Linked DNA regions of Homo sapiens: region 2 is linked to region 1. A link is an interaction called in ENCODE POLR2A ChIA-PET data of the cell type or tissue named here. Cell type or tissue: OCI-LY7. All regions are shown on one strand. Links, peaks and the distances in the headings refer to the core of each region. The heading gives the core; the rest is flanking DNA. Region 1 overlaps USP49 (ubiquitin specific peptidase 49). Region 2 has its middle 5.1 kb from the start of MRPS10.

Evidence for each region. Peaks named below come from ENCODE experiments on the same cell type or tissue, not always from the same donor. Only the 100,000 strongest peaks of a DNase experiment are listed, where the experiment ranks them.
Region 2: POLR2A ChIA-PET joins it to region 1 with 12 read pairs; 2 of 35 experiments call an interaction of 5 or more read pairs at or near these places.

The regions. Positions count from the first base shown.
Region 1 is chr6:41,849,550-41,852,366 of GRCh38, forward strand. The region is part of intron 3 of USP49 (ubiquitin specific peptidase 49); the gene reads right to left. Among named protein-coding and RNA genes, the nearest start is that of USP49, 44 kb to the right of the region's middle. In OCI-LY7, for the core only: no CTCF peak of the experiment used is centred there; no DNase peak of the experiment used is centred there.
Region 2 is chr6:42,221,535-42,224,351 of GRCh38, forward strand. No RefSeq gene overlaps it. Among named protein-coding and RNA genes, the nearest start is that of MRPS10, 5.1 kb to the left of the region's middle. In OCI-LY7, for the core only: no CTCF peak of the experiment used is centred there; no DNase peak of the experiment used is centred there.

The DNA of each region.
Region 1 (2,817 bases), core at 232-2,731:
AAAACAAATCTTAACAAATTCAAGAAGACTAAAATCACACAAAGTATCTTTTCTTTTCTTTCTTTTTTTTTTTTTTGGAGACTGAGTGTTGCTCTGTTGCCAGGCTGGAGTGCAGTGGCATGATCTCAGCTCACTGCAACCTCTGCCTCCCGGGTTCAAGTGATTCCCCTGCCTCAGCCTCCCAAGTAGCTGGGATTACAGGCACGCGCCGCCACGCCCAGCTAATTTTTTGTATTTTAGTAGAGACAAGGTTTTACCATGTTGGCCAATATGGTCTTGATCTCCTGACCTCATGATCCACCGCTTCGACCTCCCAAAGTGCTGGGATTACAGGCATGAGCCACTGTGCCCGGCACAAAGTATCTTTTCTAATGACAATGAAATGAAACTAGAAATCAATGGCACAAGGAAAACTGGAAAATCCACAAATATGTGGAAATTAAACAATCCACTCTTAAAATAGCCACAGGATCAAACAAGTCACAAGAGAAGTTAGAAAATACCTTGAGACAAATAAAAATGAAAATGTATCAAAACATATGGGATACAGGAAAAGCAGTGTTAAGAGGTCAATTTATGGTTGTAAAAGCATATATTAAAAAAGAAGAAAGGTCCAGGTGCGGTGGCTCATGCCCGTAATCTCAGCACTTTGGGAGGCCAAGGTGGGCGGATCACCTGAGGTCAGGAGTTCAAGACCAGCCTGGCCAACATGGTGAAACCCCATCTCTACTAAAAATACAAAAATTAGCCAGACAAGGTGGCACACGCCTCTAGTCCCAACTACTCGGGAGGCTGAGGCAGGAGAATCGCTTGAACCTGGGAGGCAGAGGTTGCAGTGAGCTGAGATCGTGCCACTACACTCCAGCCTGGGCAACAGAGTGAGACTCAGCCTCTAAGGAAAGAAAAAAAAAAAAAATAAATAAATAAATAATATAAAATAAAATCAGAAATGAAAGGGGAAATTGTAACTGATGTCACAGAAATAAAAAGGATTATAAGAGACTACTATAAACAATTGCACACCAACAAACTGGATAACCTAGAATAAATGGATAAATTCTTTTTTTTTTTTTTGAGACAGAGTCTCATTCTGTTGCCAGGCTGGAGTGCAGTGGCGCCATCTCGGTTCACTGCAACCTCCGCCTCCTGGGTTCCAGCAATTCTCATGTCTCAGCCTCCTGAGTAGCTGGGACTGCAGGTGCGCCACCACGCCCAGCTAATTTTTGTATTTTTAGTAGAGATGCGGTTTCACCATGTTGGCCAGGCTGGTCTCGATCTCTTGACCTCCTGATCCGCCCACCTCGACCTCCCAAAGTGCTAGGATTACAGGCGTAAGCCACCGCGCCTGGCCATGGATAAATTCTTAGAAACACACAACTTACCAAGACTGAATCATGAAGAAATAGAAAAGCTGAAAAAAACCAATGAGTAAGGAGATTAAATCAGTAACCAAAAAACTGCCAACAAAGAAAAGCCCAGGACCAGATGGCTTCACTAGAGAATTCTACCAAACATTAAAAAATAATGAATGCCAAGTTTTCTCAAACTCTTCCAAAAACTGAGGAGGAGGGAACACTTCCAAGCTCATTCTATGATGCCAGCATTACCCTGACACTAAACCAGACACAGACATCAAGAAAAGATAACTACAGATGAATATTCTTTGTGAGTATTGAGGTAAAAACCCTCAACAAAATACTGGAAAATTCAGTAGCATGTTAAAAGAATTACATATTATCAATAAGTAGGACTCATTTCTGGAATGCATGTATGATTCAACATATGAATATCAATCAATGTAACACATCACTTTAACAGAATAAGGACAAAAAGATGACCATCTCAATTGATGCAAAAAAGGCACTGGACAAGATTCAACAAAACACCCTTTTATGACAAAACATCAAACAAAGTATAAATAGAAGGAAACTGCCTCAAAATCATAAAGACCATGTATGAAACCCTCACAGATAATATCATACTCAGTGGTGAAAGAATAAAAGCCTTTTCTCTAAGACAAGGAACAAGCCAAGCATGCACACTCTCACTACTTCTATTCAACATAATGTTGAAAGTTCTAGTCAGTGCAATTAGGCAAATTGGAAAAGAAGTAAATTTACCTGGGCTGGGCAAGGTGGCTCACACCTGTAATCCCAGCACTTTGGGAGGCCAAGGCAGATGGATCACGAGATCAGGAGTTCAAGACCAGCCTGGCCAAGATGGTGAAACCCCATCTCTACTAAAAATACAAAAAAATTAGCCAGGCATTGCGGCGGGCACCTGTAATCCCAGCCACTCGGGAGGCTGAGGCAGACAACTGCTTGAACCTGGGAAGCAGAGGCTGCAGTGAGCTGAGATCGCGCCACTGCACTCCAGCCTGGGAGACAGAGCGAGACTCGTCTCAAAAAAAAAAAAAAAAAAAAAAAAGAAAGAAAAGAAGTAAATTTATCTGTTCTCAGATAACATGATCTAATATATAGAAAATCCTGGGCCGGGCACGGTGGCTCACACCTGTGCTGTAATCCCAGCACTTTGGGTGGACGAGGAGGGCGGATCACCTGAAGTCAGGAGTTCGAGACTAGCCTGACCAACATGGTAAAACCCCATCTCTACTAAAAATACAAAATTAGTTGGGTGTGGTGGTACATGCCTGTAATCCAAGCTACTTGGGAGGCTGAGGCAGGAGAATTACTTGAACCCAGGAGGCGGAGGTTGCAGTGAGCTGAGATTGTGCCCCTGCACTCCAGCCTGGGCAACGAGAGTGAAACTCCATCTCAGAAAAGAAAGAAAAAGAAAATCCTAACGAGTTTGCAAAAA
Region 2 (2,817 bases), core at 59-2,558, 370 kb after region 1:
CTCTTCACTCCTGAGGCCAAATGTGTTCTTTTTAATGATGGGCTTTCACTGCTTACCAATAGTTTCTGCTCCCTCAGGACTCTGCATGGCCACTGCTCTCTGCTTTTGGCTCATCAAGTTTCTCCATTCATACTCTCAAATGTGGAAATTTGATTTGGTTCTCTCATCTTCCTGGGCTGAGCCAAATGTGTCACCACACGGCCTAGGGGCCTAATGGTTTGGGATCAAGTGCCGACTTGCTAGGGCCTAGGTAGAACTCATTGTAAGGGGCAACATCAGGTTTTGCCCAGAGTAGGGCTGTGAACAGTGCTCTTTGGCATGAGGTGTGGGCAGGGACAGCGTTCTGAAGCTTGGCCTATCCGTTAAGGGTCTCTTTCCTACAGCCTAAACTTCCAGACACCCAACCTCATGTAGAGGAGCAGGAGTCCAATGATTCTAGATAGTTGATGCAAGTAAACCTTGCTTTATGTCCAGAAAAAATAAACATAGATACATCAAATATTTTACAGTTAATCATATTTTGATTGTGCCAGTTGTTCTGTTTTTAAAGACAGTCCTTTCCAAAAGATCCTCTCGTACATAAAGGAAGTAATCAGCTCTTTGGCTCCTTTTTTTATATTTATTTTTATTATTATTGTTTTTTTGAGACACAGTTTCACTCCTGTTGCCCAGGCTGGAGTGCAATGGCTTGATCTCGGTTCACTGCAACCTCTGCCTCTTGGGTCCAAGGGATTCTCCTGCCTCAGCCTCCCGAGTAGCTGGGATTACAGGCATGCGCCATTATGCCTGGCTAATTTTTGTATTTTTAGTAGAGACAGGGTTTCTCCATGTTGGTCAGGCTGGTCTCAAACTCCTGACCTCAGGTGATCTACCCGCCGCGGCCTCCCGAAGTGCTGGGATTACAGGAGTGAGCCATCACGACTGGCCCTTTGGCTCCTTTACACAGGGATATCTACAATTCAAAGATCACTTATGGTTCTCTTAGGAATATATTATTCAATTTCTTAAAATGTCTTCCTAATTATGCTTTGCTGTGTCAACATGAACTCTCATCCACATTCCTAGAGCACATCTCAGCTCGCTGGCGGTGGCTGAGGATGGTAGATAGGGAGTAAATGGAATTCAGGATTTACACACACATTCTCTCTCTGCCAAATGCACACATGGATGAGCGTACCTGGAGGACTGGCGAGTTAACTCATTGAACAAATAGTTGCTGAGCACCCGCTATAAATTGCTGTGTACATGTGGGTGATGGTGAGAGGATTCCGAATATTGATAGGTCTCTTCTCAATCCTGGAATTGAATCTGTTCCAAGGCCCCCATATGTCTTTCTAGGTATTAAATTCCTTGGCAGGAAGGAATCATGTACAGCCATCTTTATACACTCTCCTCCCCCTGTATAATACAGTATGGAATAATGGTGGCTCATGAGGATCGACTGACTGAATAAAAGTAGAAAAAAATCTTCCAATTAGGCCTCCAGAAGTAGACTTTAAATTTACAGCACTGGCTAAGGCACACAGTTTCTAGAGGAATAGCTATTTTATTTGGTATAGGTTGTCTAAAGTAAACAGCTAAAATTAAAGTCAAAAACCAAAAAAGGCCAGGCGCAGTGGCTCACACCTGTAATCTCAGCACTTTGGGAGGCCAAGGTGGGTGGATCATGAGGTCAGGAGATCCAGGCCATCCTGGCTAACACGGTGAAACCCATCTCTACTAAAAAAAAAAAAAAAAAAAAAAAAAAATTAACCAGGCGTGGTGGTCTGTAGTCCCAGCTACTCGGGAGGCTGAGGCAGGAGAATCCCTTGAACTCGGGAGGTGGAGGTTGCAGTGAGCCCAAATCGCGCCACTGCACTCCAGCCTGAGCGACAGTGAGACTCCGTCTCAAAAACAAAAAAAATCCAAAAGAGGCCAGGTGCAGTGGCTCATGTCTATAATCCTAGCACTTCAGGAGGCCAAGGCAGAAGGATTGCTTGAGGCCAGGAGATCAACATCAGCCTGGCCAACATAGTGAGACCCTGTCTCTATTAGTTTAAAAACAACAACAACCCCCCTTCCCCACCCCCCCCACCCTCCAAAAGAATCTAGATCAAGGTCTTGAATAGGCATTCCCCACTTAAAGCAAATTTATTTTTGTAAAATTCTGTAAACTTCTGTATGAAATCCAGAATTTGAAAGTTCTTCTATAGTTTTCTGTTGACCATGAAAAGTAAACATACATCACGCCTGTAATCCCAGCACTTTGGGAGGCCGAGGCGGGTGGATCATGAGGTCAGGAGATCGAGACCATCCTGGCTAACAAGGTGAAATCCCGTCCCTACTAAAAATACAAAAAATTAGCCAGGGTGTGGTGGCGGGCGCCTGTAGTCCCAGCTACTCGGGAGGCTGAGGCAGGAGAATGGCATCAACCCGGGAGGCAGAGCTTGCAGTGAGCTGAGATCACACCACTGCACTCCAGCCTGGGTGACAGAGGGAGACTCTGTCTCAAAAAAAAAAAAAAAAAAAAGTAAACATACAGCCAGGTGCAGTGGCTCACACCTGTAATCCCAGCACTTTGGAAGGCCGAGGCGGGCCTCAGACGGATCTCTTGAGGCCAGGGGTTCGAGACCAGCCTGGCTAACATGGCGAAACCTCGCCTCTAATAAAATACAAAAATTAGCCAGGTGTGGTGGTGCATGACCTGTATAGTCCCAGCTACTTGGGAGGCTGACCCGTGAGAATTGCTTGAACCCAGGAGTGGAGGCTTCAGTGAGCTGAGATCATGCCACTGCACTCCAGGCTGGGGAACAAAGCAAGGCTCTGTCTCAAAAAAAA